Linked DNA regions of Homo sapiens: region 1 is linked to region 2. Evidence: chromatin loops called from intact Hi-C (ENCODE). Cell type or tissue: Caco-2. All regions are shown on one strand. Each heading gives the region's core, and the rest is flanking DNA. Links, peaks and the distances in the headings are about the cores only. Region 1 overlaps DOCK9 (dedicator of cytokinesis 9). Region 2 holds the start of SLC15A1 (solute carrier family 15 member 1).

Region 1 (8,000 bases), core at 1-8,000, 70 kb after region 2:
ATGAATAACATTTTCAGCAGAAATTCCAGTTATTAATTTACTTTAAATTCTCAGCAATCATTGCACCTGAAAACCAGAACAAATCCAGACAATGGTCAGATAGTGATAACCTTATAGGGCAGTCATATGGAGTGCCTGATGGTTTTACCACTTTGCTTACAATTTAAATTCCAAGATATTTTTTCCTATATTGTTGACATATGCAAAGAACTGTTAAGTAAAAGCTGGTTGGGGGAAAATATTTCATAATATATTTATATTTTTAATATTATAAAATATGTCATAATATTTAAGTCTAGGCTAATATTTTATGATATTAGCCTAGACTTAAAAGGAACTCAGTGCAGCAAGTTCATAAGCCATCAAGGAAGCTTTTAAAAATGTAATTATCCAGGCCCATTTTAGTGTGCCACAGTGATGCAATTGAAGGCACTGAGCATCTGTCTCTGGAAACAGCACACTAACATTGTGTGTGTGTGTGTGTGTGCGCACACATGTGCATGAAAATGCCTGCATGAGCCTATGTCTGTGCAGGGTTATTTAAACATTTTTTCATTGAGATACCATTTGCTCTATTTTAGGATTAATTTAACTAACCTTACCTATGAAGCTAGATGCCATCGGTATTACCTACCATTTGGGAATAACTGCAAATGTGTGACCTGGCTTAGGCAACAGTGTGCTATCACAGCATAATGCACATTTCTACTATATCATCATTTCCCAAGGTACAGTTGAGGACCACTTACATCAGAATAATCACCTTGGATGCTTAAAATACAGATTCCCGGGCCCCACACCCACCCAACAAAATCTGGGTTTGGGGGGTAAGGATGGGAATCTATATTTGTAGCAGGGATCCAACTAATTCCTAAGAACCTGAAAGCTTGAGGATTCTTGCACTGGATGAAAATCTCTGAGGCAGGGACTTCCACTTACACATTCCTGAACTAGCACACGGCACATGGCCAGTCTATGGAATTCATCAACATATGTCAATCTAGAAATTTCCAAGTCATGAAGAACTCAGACAACTTCCAGTTCAGACTGGAGGGACTGTGGTTGAGGTGTTTCTCCTCAGAGGGCAGAAAGCAGCAGTAGGAGTGTAGTGTGCTATGGCAGGGATCACAGCTTACTCACTCTCAGACCTCTGGCCCCCAGCTCAGTGCCAAGGAAGCCCAGTCCACATTTGCAAAATGAAGTAGGGCAGTATGTGCTGGCATCCGGCAAAGGCAGAACAGCCACCCAAACTCCACTGGCCAAGTTCCCTACTCACTGCCACTACTGTTGTGGAGAATCGCTGTAACACTGAGGATGTGCCATGTGACTTTCACGGCTCCAGGACCACTGTCAGTCAAGGGTAAAGTGGACATGAGCTAGCTCTAAAGGTTTAACCACCACGCTTGGATGAGACGTAAACAGTAATCCCTGAATATGTTCTGTTGATGTCTCTATCTCCTGGGATAGTCTATGGATATAAACACTTAATGCTTCTTACTGGCAACTATTCCTGAATAGAAACAATTTTGACGAATAGAAGCCAGAGACTGGCCTAGTTAAGTTCATATAATGTTTATTACATTCAGCAGCAATTCTGCAATGGCAAGACCTGCTGTTCTGTAAAACAACAGTTTTGTGTGCTAGATACAGTCAGTTCTCGTCATCTGAGGTAGTTATGTTCTATAAAGTCACTGTGAATTAGTGAATACTTGTCCGCTTCCTAGGGAAAATGCAAGGTTCAGTTCCTGGGAGCCTCTGGTTACAACATTTTCATTAACCAATCAATACCTACACTTGTTTTATGTGTTTTGTTTAAAGACATCTAACTAAATATATATTGTTGATTCATTAACATTAAATATATAGCCAACAGCACTAGAACTCACACTTGAACAAAGCTTATGTAACTTACACATGGCAGTGTTCTTGCACTTAGGAACCCCAGAAAGCCATTCTAAACAGCAAACCGCCAACAAAATCCACACAAATGTGAAAAACATGGCATAAAGTAGACCACCAAAAGGGGGCCTGTTCATGGTGTTACAGGAAAGGGGTCCCAATCCAGATCCCAAGAGAGGGTTCTTGGACCTAGTGTAAGAAAGAATTCAGGGCAAGTCCACAGTGCAAAGTAAAAGCAAGTTTATTAAGAAAGTAAAAAGTGGTCAAAGTACAGCTACTCCATAGACAGAGGAGGCTGTTCCTGAAAGTAAGAGGAGGAACACATCCATCCCAGGTACATTACTCGTATATATGGGGAGATGTGCTCTGCTATGAGGATCTGTGATAAAGGATTAATTTTCTTAATTACTGTATTTTGCAAAAATCGATATTATTAGCTTTAAAGAAAAATCAGGAACGCCTTTCTTCTCCAGATATTGAGATATCTAGACACTCTCAAGTCTGGGTCTGTCTAGTAAACATTATTAATTTGATCCCTTAACCATAAACATCTAGAGGCTCAGAATGCCTGACCTTCTGGGAAGGCAGCCCAGCAAGTCCCAGCCTCATTTTCCTAGCCCTCACTCAAGATGGAGTCAGTCTGGTTTGAACACCTCTGACAATGGGATGAGAGCTGCAACAAGAAGCAGAGTGTTGCCTGGTTCGGCCTCAGCTGGAAACATAGTTGAGTGGTAAAATCTTTTGATGCTCTGTACATATCCCTGAATGACCACAAAAGTACCAAGGAGTATTGATTTGGAGGCTACAAAGAAATTTCAGCAGATAGGTGGATAATGAGGATCACCTGTACTTTCTACTTTTCCCTCTGGAGCTCCTCTGGGCCCTGTTCTCCTGGGCTCTGCTCTGAGAAGCAGACACTGCAGGACTCGTGCATGGTGACTTCCTGTCTGGTTGCTGTTGAGTTTGGCCAAGGATAGGCCCCAGTAGGAGGCTGGGGGGCAGGAGGAGAGTGAGGTGGGCAGTTACTCCTTTCCTCCCTGCGTGGGTGCCCTCAGGAGTCCTTTACTAAAAAGCTCACAGGTCCTGCCAGGTGGTCCTTCTATGTAATTTCTCCCTTTCTCCCTAAGGTTAAGGGGTGACGCCCAGCTGCTGCTAACCTCGGGGCACTGCAACATCCCTTGTTGGCTTCCCTAAACCCTCTCTGAACTTTTAAAAACAGTTCCTTTCTTAGACTTTCTTCAATCTCCCAACTATGCTACCTGCATCCTTCCAGGACCTTGGTACTGCATTCGTTAACAAGGGAGGGATCTCAGAACTACATGGGCCATGGGGAATTTTGACACCACAGGAAACTCTGAATTCTTCAATCTACACAGGCTCAGTCTTGCAAAACAAAATTGTGAATAGGAATTGGAGGTTTCTCTTTATTAATCAAAAGCAGCTGGAAAGGAGTCTGCTCTTCGGCTCAGAATCAAGGAAGGTGGAATTGGTGCCAATAAAAACTCATCTGAGACCTGCTGCTAAGAGAATTGAGTATTTTTAGGTAGCGTCCCTTAAAGTCACTTTAGAGAACATCTCAGGCATTTAATTATATCTAATAATGTAGATGAAAAGGGCAATGATTTTTATTCAACTGTGTTATACACTTATCTCCCACCAGATTTTCCCCAAAGTCCTTCCTCTCTGGCAGAGATTTTCATCTCTCTTTTTCTTGCAACATCCTGGCAGCCAATGCAAAAACGTGCCTGGTAATTTCTGCTTTCCTGTCTTTTAGAACATGTTAGTCTTTCTGCTTCCCGTTAGTTTCAATCTGGATGTGCAAGGCTTGCTCAGGACTTTATAACCCTGCTGTGTCACATCCTAATCACCACAGATTGTCATGTACTATGGACCTTGTTAAAGATTTACTAAGTTTATGCTTCAAGGACAAGGTGACGAATCCGTCTTCTGAAAATAGCTGATAAAGGGGTCCTTGTCACAGGCTTAGTTATTACTTAGAGGGGACTCCATTCACAATTTCCCCAAGGCTGTCTGCACTTGATTTCACAGGCTAATTCATTAGGCTCTAACATAATAACTATCTCAGCCTGTTACTCAATCAGATGAGCAAATGCAAGCTTCATTTTATCAGCTCTGCAGGATAGGTCACTAAAAATAGTCTACTTTCCAATCTTTAATTGTTCCTGGCATCGTTGCTTTCCTTATCTAATTCCAAACAAAATGGTACACTCCAGAGGTCTGACTCGGCAGAGGTGCCAGGGTGGTTTCTGCAAGGAGACAATGCAGTCATGCCTCTTCTCAGAGAAAAACTCAGTTGAAATTCGCCTGAAGTGAGGAGTTCAAAGCCAAGAGTATGTGGGCCTTGATCCTTCAGTGGCAGGTTTCATATTTGAGAGTAAAAAGTAAAACAAACAAACAAACAAACAAACAAAAAAGACCATCCACCCAGGCCTTTCAAGGTGGAGAAACAGCAGAACTGTTAAAACCACGTAATAACCAATCTATTTCTTTTTTTGTAGGATACCTAGAAAACTTTATTGGGGTTTAAATTATCTTAATATTTAAACATGAAGTACACTCAATATGTTATCCTTTTAATTCATGCTTAGTTTTTAATTTTGAGGACCATTTGAGACTAGACAATTTACAACAGTGGTTCTTAAACTTTTTGAGCTCAAGACCCCTTCGTAGATTTTAAGAATTATTGAGGACCTCAAAGTTTATGTGACTGTTCTCTCTCAATATTTACAATACTAGATATGAAAACTGAAACAAAATTAAGATTTACTTATTAATTTAATGAAAACAATAAGCCTATTACATATTTTAAAAATAGCATTTGTAAATAAAAAAGGATATTTTTTCCAAAAAAAAAAAGAGTGAAGAGTAGTAGTATTTTCCATTTTTACAACTCTCTTTACTGTCTGATTTTGCAAGATAAGCCCAAATGTGCATCCATTCTGCACACAGCCTGTTTGACAGGCTGTTTGGGTCATTGCGTACAAAGAAAACCCAGCCTCATAGACATTCAGTAGCAAGAGTACCGCCTCAAAGACTCACTGAAAGGTTCCAGGACCATGTTTAGAGAACCACTGACTTATGGCCTAGCTCATGTCATGAGGATGTGTGTTCAAGGGCCTGCCTCCCTGGCATGAGAATGGTTAAAAGCCCCAGTATCAACCGTATGCCACACCGCTGTGGCCCTGGAAATCAGGATGAAGCAGGTGCAGCAGAGGCGGAAGAGACTGACTCCTTTCTTGGCTTGCTCTTTCACTCCATGGGAGAAATTGGACAACTTCAATTTCCTTAAAACATGGGCAGGATTAAAAAGCTTTCCCTCAGCTGTTTCATTCTGCCCTGGGCTGAAGGGAGGCAGGTACACACAAAGAACCCTTCAGGCAGATAGGCATGGAAAAGGAAACAGAGTGAATGAGTGAATGCCAGCAGAAAACTGGCATTTATTCAAATATCTAGTTTTATGTCAAAACTCGCCAGTTACAGATAAGTGGCTGCAAGGCTAACCTGTTTTAGCAAGAAACTGGAATTTGCAGACATTGCTACGGTGATCTAATGTCAAACTTGCTGGTCTCTGTAGGGGGTGCGACAGGGTGGTCCTGTTTCCTAAGGGCCCATAGGACCTGCGCCACAGCACACAAGCGGAGGCAGGGACCAAGGCCCTAGACAGGGGTTGCTATGACCAGGACCCGAGTCTGGCCTCTCATGCCTTTGAGTTTGCCCTGGGGATATGACTGGTGCTGGAGACATTAATTTAAAAGTCAGATTAAAACTAAGAAAACTCATGAGCCAGAGAAATTAACTGCTATAAAGAATGAGAAACTTTATGACCAATATATTGGAACTTTTACCGGATGTGCTCAAGCACTGAGCCTCACTTCATTACAATCTAGCCCCTCATGATCTCTTTCCAAAGAAAGGAGACACTCCTAGAAGGGGAGAACGGCAGAAGCTTTTGCTGCTCTGCATCAGTTGTCTGGAGAATCATCTCAGTTAGAGCTATGTGTATAAGTAGCAGCTACAGGGAGGAAAAAGCCCTGGTCTGATGCACTAGCAATGCAAACAGCAGGCTCCCAGATACCCCAGTACCTGAAAGCCCACATGAGTTCAAGCACGCACCTCGTTGAAATGGACATCCTGCATCCCCACGTCTTCCATCATGGAGGCCTCCTCGTCGATGTTTGGGGTAATGACCCTGAAGGCGGTGCATCCTTGTCTAAACACGCCTAGGAAGAGAGGAAGGAGGGACAGTCAGAGTTAGGAACCTGAACGTGGGTGAACCCTGAGGGTTTTTCCTGCCCTGTGTGTTTCTGTGTTGAATGAAATAACGGATTTTGAAATCTCTTAGGCACCAGGCCAGCATTCACGGGGGTACCTGGGGCTACTGTGTGCTTTTCTTCCCTATAGTGAACCCTAACCTCTTTCACTTTCTTTTCCTTATCCCTTTTTATCTACCTTTATTAAAATGTATGCAATCTCTAAATATTAAACTATAAACTGAGAAATAGGTATTAAATCAAAGTAATAGTAAAATAACAATAAGTGAAAATTTGTCTTGGTAGGATGACTCGTGCTGAGATACTAAGAAAAACAAAGGCAAAGCCAATATAAGAGAAATGTATGATTCAAAAAGAACTGTTTCCTTCAAGCTGTCACCTCACCCACTCTGGCCAGGGAAGAACACATCTCTCAGATGAGAGCTTCCCCACACAACCCAGGTGTAGCTTCGTAGCCATAATGGTGAGCAGACAGGCTGCCTTAGCTGGTTCCCACCCCAGAGGCCCCGGGGTGGGTGGCTGGCTGCATCAACAGAGGGCATGGATGCCTGGGCACTCTGATTCTCCAAGAGGAAATGGTGTTAGCTTAGAGGCAGGATCAATGTCTGGGATAAGGATGTGTTTCTTAAGCAATGACAGCCCATTTGGGACCTTTCCTCGTCTTAGAGTCACTGGAAAACAGCTTTAAGTCAGTTGGACCACGTCAGCTATGCAAAATGATCAAGTGAAGAAGGGCATGAGATGTTCCACTACTCTATTTTGAGATAACTGTTCACAATAAAATAAAACAGAAGTAAAAACTTGAATTGAGACTTCTACATTTAGGGAGAAAGAGGAACACAGGGTATTCTGAAATCAAGCCTTGAAAACGGAGATCCTGAAGTCAGAGATTTTTCTGCTGCACATGATCCCAGGTTTCTACACTATTCATGGATTATCCAGCATCTGCCACTATCCCAGTTTAGTTTTTATTTTGTTATATGGAAACAAGAGTCTCCCATGAAAAGCATTAATCTAGGAACTTGAGGATACATTAACATACAAACTGTAAAATTAAAAAAACCAACCACCCATGCTCTAGGCTATATAGTACATTTCACCACATAACTCGGAGCCAATGGAATAACAAAAATGGTGGCCAAGGTGCTTTCCTCTTGTGCCCACAGGAATAGACCAGCCAACCAGAGAGCCACAGAGTAGGAGGGAAGGAGAGTGAAGTCTGTCCATGCAAAGTTAAAAGGGCAAATCCCCCACCACGGGAGGGCACGTGACCAGGGCAGGGGGTCCCCGGGGGCTGGGCTGATCCTCAGGCTCACCTCCCCGGCTCCTCCTCAGGCAGGCGCTATGGCTGTGGGGGAGAAGGGGCGGCTCCCACTGGACTGCTTCTAAACATGAGGAAATGCATCACCTGATAAAAGGTCTCAACAGGAAATAGTACCGGTATTAAATGAACATGGAGCCCTTTCAAAATTTTTCTCTTTGGGGCTCTGCTGTTTCATTCCAAATAGCCAGCTGCACCAGAAATATACAGTCTGTGGCCTCGGCATCTTTGGTTTCACACTATTTCTCACTTCGTACATCTATTCCTCATTAGCCCAGATCTGGTGCTGCTGTTTTCTCCCATGTAACTCACGCAGACTACCAGCTTTTCTAAGAACCTCAGTATTCTAAAAATAAATGTCACCATTTGGGGCTGTGCTGATTTTGAAGTGGAAATGAGCACCTGCTGTTTAACCAAAGGGAAACTGTGAAAGAATTCATGGCCTGCTCATCTGGGCACAAACGGAGAGTGCACAAATGAAGCGTCAC
Region 2 (10,145 bases), core at 1,184-9,183:
CGGGATGATGAGTCAACCGTGCTCGCTCAGCTGAGAATACTGCTCTTTCTCTCACTGTCCTCAAGGAAGAATGTGGAAAGGTTCCTCAGGCCTGACCCTTGTTTTTATTTCCTTATCGGCTCACCTGGGACACCTACCCACTTTCTCATCCTGCAAAGCATAGAATCAAGACGCAACTGTGTCTGAGAGCTTCTGCCTCCACCATGGGAACACACCTGGCTGGGAAGTCTTAGCTCCAAAGTTCTACACCAGGCCCCCAGTCATCAGCAGCTCCACCATGGGGAATAGAGTAGCAGTCCCATTTTCTAGGGAGGATTCCTGGTAGCTCAACTAGCCCATTGAGTAAGCCCTGTTTGTTCTTCATGGAATGGTTCAGTAACTCAAAGGGCAGTAGAAAAAAATTATTAATCAAAAAAACCCAGCCTGGCACAGTGGCTCAGGCCTGTAATCCCAGCACTTTGGGAGGCCAAGGCAGGCGGGTCACCTGAGGTAAGGAGTTTGAGACCATCCTGGCCAACGTGGTGAAACCCCGTCTCTACTAAAAATACAAAAGTTAGCCAGGTGTGATGGTGCGCACCTGTGATCCCAGCTACTCTGGAGGCTGAGACAGGAGAATTGCTTGAACTCAGGAGGCAGAAGTTGCTGTGAGCCGAGATTGTGCCACTGCACTCCAGCCTGGTTGACAGAGCAGACTGCATCTCAAAAAACAAATGAACAAACAAAAAAACCCAAGGGAATCGAAAATGGAATAATCTTACTCAGGACATTTTGTAAGAGACGTGAAAGACCATGCAAACATTTAGCATTCCATCCAAACTGGGCAAACCTAAAGTAGGCAAACCCTCCTGCTCAGACAAACACTCCTAGTTGCTGCTTTCACTGGTCTCATAGTACCTCATTTTCCTCAACTCTAACTCGGAGTGGAAGAGTGTTGTTTACGGGCTTATGTTCCTGCCCCCTGAGGATATAATTTCTTCAGGCAGGATTATTTTTATCCTCACATGGTTAAGTAAATACCTGCATAGATATGCAATTCAGGTGCATCCTGGCCAGCCCAGCTGAACCACATTCATTTCTCACTCCTATTCATTTCTACTCTCTTTACTTCTTTGTTTTTGTCTTGTTGTTGCTTCAGACACAGTTTCTCTGTTGCCCAGGCTGGAGCACAGTGGAGCAATCTTAGCTCACTGCAACCTCCACCTCCTGGGCTCAAGTGATCCTCTGGCCTCAGCCTCCCGAGTAGCTGGGACTAGAGGTGCGCACCGCCATGCCCAGCTAATATTTTTGTATTTTTTTTGTGGAGACGGGGTTTTGCCATGTTGCGCAGACTGATTTCAAACTCCTGAGCTCAAATGATCCGCCTGTCTCAGCCTCTCCAAACGCTGAGATTACAGGCGTAAGCCGCAGTGCCCAGCTATCCCTACGTTAAGACGGCACCGGCAGACTAATTCTCAAGTTCTACCTGCTAATTTACCCAATGCTTCATCATCACGGACATGTACCCACATGGACAAGCCAGGGCCCAGACTGTACTAGACCTTCCCACAGCCTAATTTTAGGGCACAGTGGCAACATGTTCACATGGGCAGGGGTCAAAAAAAAGAACCCAGGGGATCTTTAGAGTCGTGGTTCTCAAAGCGTGGGCCTGGGAGCAGCAGCATCACACCACGTGGGAACGTGGTCAAATGTCAGTGCATGAGCTCTACCCTGCACCTGAGACTCTAGGCAAGAGGCCCAGCGAGCCCCACTGCTGGAACAAGCCCTCACTCAGATAAGCCTGATGCATGTTCAAGTTTGAAAAACGCTGACTTAGAGCAATATTAGCCCAAAAGAACCCAATGTTAGAAGTTCTCTTTTCTTGCTGCTGGCTAGGAGGAGGTGAGTTCCCCCGAAGGTCATATGCCAAAGGCTTCCTTCAGTGTGGGACCACCTCTATAGCTTGCAGCAGGGACACCAGCTGCCCTGGTACTTCAATATTGTTCTTCGGTTGACTCAAGAGTTGACAGGAGGAGGAGAGAATGTGGAGGGACGCACCAGGTGTGAGGGACCTTCACAGCCCATCCATCATTTTAAGCTCAGGCAGCTGACTTGGAAAAACCTATCAGAATCACAAACAAGGCCAGCCAGGAGGCTGAGATCTGGTGGGGCAGGAAGAGAATAAAGTATCCTACTTTAAGTGAGTGAGTATCTCCAATCAACCTGGAGGTCTTGGCAGATAGAGGCAGGTGCTTGCTGCATTGAACCTGAAGCCTTGTACCTAATTTTCAGAGTCCATTTAGCATAGTCTTGCTAAGCTTTGGATAAGGGAGTGAGGTGGGGTGGGAGGAAAGAGATCAAATAGTCAAAACCTTCAGCAAAAGCACCCCCAGCCCTATGATCCTACGAAGGCTTCGGAGGCTGCTTTTTCTTACTGACGCTTCTTCCCAGCATATAAGAAGTTTTCTGCTATTCAGAGACTGAATTCAACCTGACAGCCCTTGGGAAAAGAACATCTCTCCACCCCAGGCTCTGAGAACCACACAGATACCTTGGCTAGGATCCCCAAACTATGGCTCATGGGCTACATCTGGCCCACTGCCTGTTTTTGTGTGGCTCACAAGCTAAGAAGAATGTAAGCTTACATTTTTAAGTGATTGTAAAAAGTTTTTTAAGATTTTGTGGCACATGAAAATTACATAAAATTCAAATGTCTCAGTACATAATGAAGTTTTATAGAAACTGCTCTGCTCATTTGTTGATTGTGTACGGCTGCTCTAGAACTGCAGAGTTGAGAAGTTGCCACAGAGACCACCTGGCCCCCAGGACCCGAAGCATTTCCTACCTGGGGCTTTCCAGAAGAGACTGTCGACCACTGCTTTAAAACAAAGGAGGTGCCGTTCATGAGCCCAACAAGACACTCAGCCAGGTTTGGCTGTGCATTGCCACACCCAAAGCAACATTTTTTTTTTTTTGAGACGGAGTTTCACTCTTGTCGTCCAGGCTGGAGTGCAATGGCACGATCTTGGCTCACTGCAACCTCTGCCTCCCGGGTTCAAGTGATTCTCCTGCCTCAGCCTCCCTAGTAGCTGGGACAACAGGCACATGCCACCATGCCCAGCTAATTTTTGTATTTTTAGTAGAGACGGGGTTTCACCATGTTGGCCAGGATGATCTTGATCTCTTGAACTTATGATCCGCCCGCCTCGGCCTCCCAAAGTTCTGGGATTACAGGTGTGAGCCACCGCGCCCAGCCCCAAAGCAACTTCTATTTATTCTGTTAACTGTTGTGGATTCTCCTTGCCTCTGTTACTAAGTCTAATAAATGCCTTAATGGTATGATTCTGAGTCTCATCCAATCCCTCACTTTCCTATTCATTCAGAACTTCTGCTCCTGGATTCTCAAGGAATGAAAAAGCACCTGCCGTGAAAATTTGCTCCAATTACAGTGGGACAAAGTCAGAGGCAGGAGGTACAGGCTTCTCTAAGGACCACGTCCTTTTTGTCCCCTGCCTCGTTCGCCAACTGCTTCAAGTGTCCCCTCAGTCACTGAGGGATCTGAAGCAATTCTGGCATGACCTAAGTACCAAAGATCTGTTCTTTTTTTTTTTTTTTGAGACGGAGTCTTACTCTGTCGCGGAGGCTGGAGTGCGGTGGCACCACGTTGGCTCACTGCAACCTTCGTCTCCTGGGTTCAAGCAATTCTCCTGCCTCAGCCTTCCGAGTAGCTGGGATTACAGGCACCCGCCACTATGCCCAGCTAGTTTTTATATATTTTTAGTAGAGACGGGGGTCTTACCATGTTGGCCAGGTTGGTCTCGAACTCCTGACCTCAGGTGATCCACCTGCCCTGGCCTCCCAAAGTGCTGGGATTACAAGCGTGAGCCACTGCGCCCGGCCAAGATCTGTTCTTAAGAGAAGTTACTACTACTTTTTTTCCCCATAACAACCATTAAACAATTTTTTTTTCATTTACTAACTAACCCTTGATATTGAAAAGTTAGGACTTCAGTAAAAATCAAATCGGTTTTTGCATATCAACTTTTTTGTTGCTATTCACATGCTATGTCAATCTCAGTTGCAAACAGAGAGGACCAGTTGCAGACTAGAACGCATCAATTCATTTGGAAAGGAGGCTTCAAATCTAACTCTGTATTCCTTCACCAATAACCAGGCAGCTGCCTCTAACAGCTCTCGGGATTGGATCTGCTGGAAATGCTAAACACGGGTCATAAATTCCAACTCAACAAGGATGCTGCTCAGGTATTTGGTATTTGATGATCAACAGAAATAGTTCAGAGCACCTCCCAGCAAAGTTGCATAGAGTGACAGGTGGGACTTGTTTGAGGGCGGGACCCAGAACTGCAGCCCAGGAATCTGCCTGCAGAGCTGAGCTCGGCCACAGTCTCCGCCAGAGAGGGAAGTTGCAGGTCTTTCTGGAACAGGCACAACTGGCTACAATTAGAAGTCCAAAGTGTGAACCACTCACTGCTTCTCCTTAGGAACCACCACATGCTGTGTCCGGCAGGCATTCTGAGAGCCAGAGGACGGCTGCACCCTGGGGCTGGGCACTGACACACATCACTCCACCAGGACCACTGAGGCAGCCACCGACCGACATTCCTGTCTACAGGCTCAGATCCCCCTCAACAACGTGGCCACATCTTCTGCAAAATGCTGGCCGGGGGCATCCATGGCACAACTTTGGGAAGCTGACTGGGCTTCCTCATCTTTAAGAAAGCAGCGGGCTGGGCTGCTCCCAGCAGCTCTGGCTCTGCTTCCGTTCATTCTCTCTGGGTCTGCCTTAGTTCCAGGGTGATTAATTCGGAAGCGGGGCAGGAGTCAAGTTGCCTCCTAGCTGTTTTGCTGACGCTCCAGCCCCATCAAGAGCCAGCTCCTCACCTTCTGTAAGGCACAGAAGGTGCCTCAAATTAAGCCAGGGGACAGTGCAGAGGGTTAAGAGGGGGCCACAAAGAGAGGCCCCATCTCCTCTTGGGCCAGGGTTCCCTGCGGAACTCCAGGGTCACCTCGCCAGCCAGAGGCAAGACAAGTGCAAAGGCAGCCACAAGGCTTCCGCCAGTTAGACGGTGTTTCTGCCGCCCCTGCCGTCACCCGCTGGGTCCCGTCCCGCTCCAAGCGCACTCCCGGCCCGCAGGGTGGGAATACGAGGATTACAGTGCCCCACGGGCGGGCGGGCCAGGATCGCAACCTCGGCGGAGTCGGCGCCTCTGGGCACCTCTGGCTTCCGCGCCCCGGCCGCACGGTGACCACCCGGGAGGGGATCCCGGGCGCCCCGCAACCTCCCGGCCCCCGTGGGCCTTCGGGTCGCCCCGCTTCCCGCCGCCGCGTACCCTTCGCGCCTCCCGGCCCTCGGTGCCGGCCCCCGCCCCGCGTAGCTCCGAGTCTTTAGCCCGGCCGGCCCCCCACCCGCCGAGCGTACCCATGGCGGCGGCTCCCAGGGCTCCTGCGACCTGCCGGCGGGACGTGCTCCTGGCAGGTGCTACTCCTCCGACCTGACGTCCAGGCCCGGCCCCGTTGCCCCAGGTACAGCCCCAGCTCTGCGAGGCGGGGCCGCCGGCTCCACCCGGGGGGCGGTGCTGCGGGGAGCAGAGGTCCGTGCTCCCGAGCCGTCGCGCGTGGACACCAGCCCCGGCCCAGGTGCGGGTGGGCCCCGACGGGAGCGCGTGGCAGGCCGGGGGAGAGCCAGTCTAAACGCGGATTCCCAGGCCCCACCCCCCGGCCAGCTGACTCAGGAGGTCGGGGCTGGGGCCCCAGAATGTGCATTTCTAAGAAGTCTAAGGGGAGGTTGATGCTGCTGGATCCAGAACGACACTTTGGAAACCACTGTGGGAGGAACGCACGCTTCTGGGTGGGGAGGCAAAACACGGTGGGACAGTGGTCAGCTGTGTGTGTGTGTGTGTGTGTGAGAGAGAATGTGTGTGTGGGTGTGAGTGAGGATTGTGTGTGAGTGTGTGTGTGTGAATGAGGATTGAGTGTGAGCATGTGTGAGAATATGTATATAGTTTGCATGTGAGAATGTATGTGTGATGTGTGTGTGAGAGTGTGTGTGAGAGTGTGTGTGTGGCTTTATTTTGAGATTCAACCTTTGAAAGCATTTCTGGGGGATTCTACATTTCCTTTCTTTAAGAATCATCCTTTCTTTAAGAGGACACAACCAAATGGAAGAATATTCTATGCTCATGGATAGGAGGAATCAATATCGTGAAAATAGTCATACTGCTCAAGGTAATTTATAGATTCAATGCTATGCCCATCAAGCTACCAATGCCTTTCTTCGCAGAATTGGAAAAAACTACTTTAAAGTTCATACGGAACCAAAAAAGAGCCCCCATAGCCAAGACAATCCTAAGCAAAAAGAACAAAGCTGGAGGCATCATGCTACCTGACTTCAAACTATACTACAAGGCTACAGTAAGCAAAACAGCATGGCACTGGTACCAAAACAGATATATAGACCAATGGAACAGAACAGAGGCCTCAGAAATAACACCACACATCTACAACTATCTGATCTTTGACAAACCTGACAAAAACAAGCCATGGGAAATGGATTCCCTATTTAATAAATGGTGCTGGGAAAACTGGCTAGCCATATGTAGAAAGCTGAAACTGAATCCCTTCCTTACACCTTATACAAAAATTAATTCAAGATGGATTAAAGACTTAAATGTAAGACCTAAAATCATAAAAACCCTAGAAGAAAACCTAGGCAATACCATTCAGGACATAGGCATGGGCAAGGACTTCATGTCTAAAACACCAAGAGCAATGGCAACAAAAGCCAAAATAGACAAATGGGACCTAATTAAACTAAAAAGCTTCTGCACAGCAAAAGAAACTACCATCAGAGTGAACAGGCAACCTACAGAATGGGAGAAAATGTTTGCAATCTACCCATCTGACAAAGGACTAATATCTAGAATCTACAAAGAACTTAAACAAATTTACAAGAAAAAAATCAAACAACCCCATCAAAAAGTGGGCAAAGGATATGAACAGACCCTTCTCAAAAGAAGACATTTATGCAGCCAACAGACACACGAAAAAATGCTCATCATCACTGGTCATCAGAGAAATGCAAATCAAAACCACAATCAGATACCATCTCATGCCAGTTAGAATGGCGATCATTAAAAAGTCAGGAAACAACAAATGCTGGAGAGGATATGGAGGAATAGGAACACTTTTACACTGTTGGTGGGAGTGGAAATTAGTTCAACCATTGTGGAAGACAGTGTGGCAATTCCTCAAGGATCTAGAACTAGAAATACCATTTGACTCAGCGATCCCATTACTGGGTATACACCCAAAGGATTATAAATCATGCTACTATAAAGACACGTGCACACATATGTTTACTGAGGCACTATTCACAATAGCAATGTCTTGGAAACCAGCTCAAATGTCCATCAGTGATAGATCGGATTAAGAAATTGTGGCACATATACACCATGGAATACTATGCAGCCATAAAAAAGGATGAGTTCACGTGCTTTGCAGGGACATGGATGAAGCTAGAAACCATCATTCTCAGCAAACTATCACAGGGACAGAAAACCAAATACTGCATGTTCTCACTCATGGGTAGGAGTTGAACAATAAGAACACATGGACACAGGGCGAGCAACATAACACACCAGGGCCTGTCAGGGGGTGGGGGGCTGGGGGAGGGATAGCATTGGGAGAAATACCTAATATAAATGATGAGTTGATGGGTGCAGCAGGCCAACATGGCATGTGTATACCTATGTAGCAAACCTGCTCGTTCTGCACATGTACCCTAGAACTTAAAGTATAATTTACAAAAAAGAATCACAAAACAAAAATAATAACACAGTGATTGTCTCCAGATTATTGTTCTGTTTTCTTGCCTGATCTCAGGAGGTTTTGCAAACACAGAAAGGAACATTAAAAAGGGGAATGAAGGTGAGTTTCCACAGCCTTTTTGTTTTAATCATGCTGAAATACAATGTAAAACTATCTGAAGTGCACAGTTCAGTGGCATGAAGTACATTCTCATTGTTGTCCCACCATTCCCACCATCCAGCTCCAGAACTTCTTCATCTTCCCAAATGGAAACACTGGACCCATTAAGCAATACTCCCCATCCACCCTTGCCCCCAGGCCCTGACACCCACCGTTCTTCTTTTTGTCTCCATAAATCTGACAACTCTGTCGTCCAGGGAAGAAATCTCCAGTGTTTGTCCTTTTGTGTCTGGCTTCTTTCACTTTGGGTAATGCCCTCCAGGCTCATCCATGGTATGAAGTACATCAGCCTTCCTTCCTTCTGAAGTTGAGGAATATTCTGTTGTGTGTCTACAACACACTTGGTTTATCCACTCACCTGACTCTATTATCTCTTGAGTCTTAGCATTCTCCCAGCCAGCCTTTCTGGAAGACTGTGGTGCCTAGGGAGAAACAGAGACTGCTATTCCATGGAGGTGACTGAGCCTGCCCTTCCCCGGCTTTCTTCACTGCCGCTGAAGAGTAAGAAACTCTTCAATTAGTTGCAGCATTGATACACACAAGGTAGCGGTCAATGTTACCTCCAGAAATGGGGGCTGCAAGTCACAGGACCTCATTAGGTAGAAAAATGCAGCCTCGGCTGAAGGAAAGGAAAACTTTCTCTGGAAGGTTTGGAAGCACACTCACAGTTGCTACCCTGCGAGATATCCCGGGCGTAGAAAGGTGGAGCTTGTGATGGTTTGTTTAGGTCAAAGTTTTCTCTGCAGGGTGGTATTTCTGTGGCTGAGCTCATGAACCCTGGAATCCGGACTTCTGTAAACACACTCTTGGTCTAGGCCAGCGGTTCTTAAACTGTGATCCCTGGACCAGCAGCATCAGCATCACCTAGGAACTTGAGAGAAATGCAGATTCTCAGGCCCCGCCCCAGAGCTACTGAATCAGAACGTCTGCAGTGGGTGCAGCAACTTCTCAGTAGTTGCGAGACAAATGCTGTTTCTTCCACAGGCTTATTTAATCCTTCATTCAGGCATTATTTATTTATCACCTCCCAGTGCCAACTACCATGCTAGTGACGGCATTGGGCAGAGTGGGTGGCCAGCGCAGAGACAGGCCTGCGCCCACAGAGCTCACATTCTTATCCGTTACAGCACGGCCAGAAGAGGCAAGGTACTCAAGATGGAGAAGCCTAAATGAAGAACAAAAACCAAGGGGGTCAAGGAGACAGGCTCTGCAGATCCTGAATAGCTCAGCCAATCCCTGGAGACCTGTGTCTTGCTGTGCTGCTCCCTGGCAGGCTGTGTAGGGGGTAATAGTGTAAACCAAAAGTAAATTTCTAAGGCCCCCCGACCATCTGAATGGACTTCCTCCTCTGCCCGGGCACTCTTAAAATTTAACCTGAGAGACTGCTCCAGGCCATGATGGGAAGTGGGGATTGGACGTGCCTCCTTGTACCTCTTGGGCATGGCACTAACATCAACGCAGACCTTAAGTCTAATAAAAAACATTTACAATATATTCTCTCTGAAGCCTGCTACCTGGAGGCTTCACCTGCATGATAAAACTTTGGTCTCCATCACCTCTTATTGCAACCCGGACATTTTCTGTCCATTGATCTCAGCTCTTTAGATAAATTCAGCCAATTGTCAACCAGAAAATTTTAAATCTACCTATAATCCAAAAGCACACCTCCCCCCATCCCCTACTGCTTCAAGTTTGTCCTGCCTTTCTGGACTGAACCAATGTACCTCTTAAATGTATTTGATTGATGTCTCATGTCTCTAAAATGTGTAACACCAAGCTACACCGGGATTACCTGGGACACATGTTCTCAGGATCTCCCAAGGGCTGTGTCAGGGGCCTTGGTCACTCACATTTGGCTCATAATAAATCTCTTCAAATATTTTACGGAGTTTGACTCTTTTCGTCAGCAGTAGACTCGGTTTTTATACCCTCCATATGGGCAACACAGTCTATGTATTCTATTCGTTTCCTGTGGCTGCCGTAACAAACTGCCACAGACTTGGAGGCTTATGAAAACACAAGTGTGTTCTTTCACAGTTCTGGAGGTCAGAAATCCAAAATCAAGGTATCAGCAGCATGCTCCCTCCAGAGGCTCTGGGGGGGACCCTTTCTTGTCTCTTCCAGCTTCTGGTGGCTCCATGTGACCTGGGGTTCGTGGCAGC

What was found. Peaks named below come from ENCODE experiments on the same cell type or tissue, not always from the same donor. Only the 100,000 strongest peaks of a DNase experiment are listed, where the experiment ranks them.
Region 1: a loop joins it to region 2, with 6 times the contacts of the local background. A loop is called at or near these places in 3 of 110 quality-filtered maps.

Annotation. Positions count from the first base shown.
Region 1 is chr13:98,818,365-98,826,364 of GRCh38, forward strand. It overlaps DOCK9 (dedicator of cytokinesis 9), which reads right to left. Exons shown (of 53, transcript NM_001366683.2): 45 at 6,034-6,140. Among named protein-coding and RNA genes, the nearest start is that of DOCK9-AS1, 9.7 kb to the right of the region's middle. RefSeq lists an enhancer at 2,482-2,982. In Caco-2, for the core only: no CTCF peak of the experiment used is centred there; a DNase peak (open chromatin) is centred at 3,757.
Region 2 is chr13:98,747,179-98,757,323 of GRCh38, forward strand. SLC15A1 (solute carrier family 15 member 1) reads right to left here and starts at 5,494. Exons shown (of 23, transcript NM_005073.4): 1 at 5,417-5,494. The coding sequence starts at 5,420. LOC105370330 (a long non-coding RNA gene) reads right to left here. Exons shown (of 3, transcript XR_931672.2): 2 at 8,544-8,854; 3 at 7,944-8,405. In Caco-2, for the core only: a CTCF peak has its summit at 4,589; DNase peaks (open chromatin) are centred at 4,343, 5,104 and 5,503; H3K4me3 peaks cover 1,647 bases.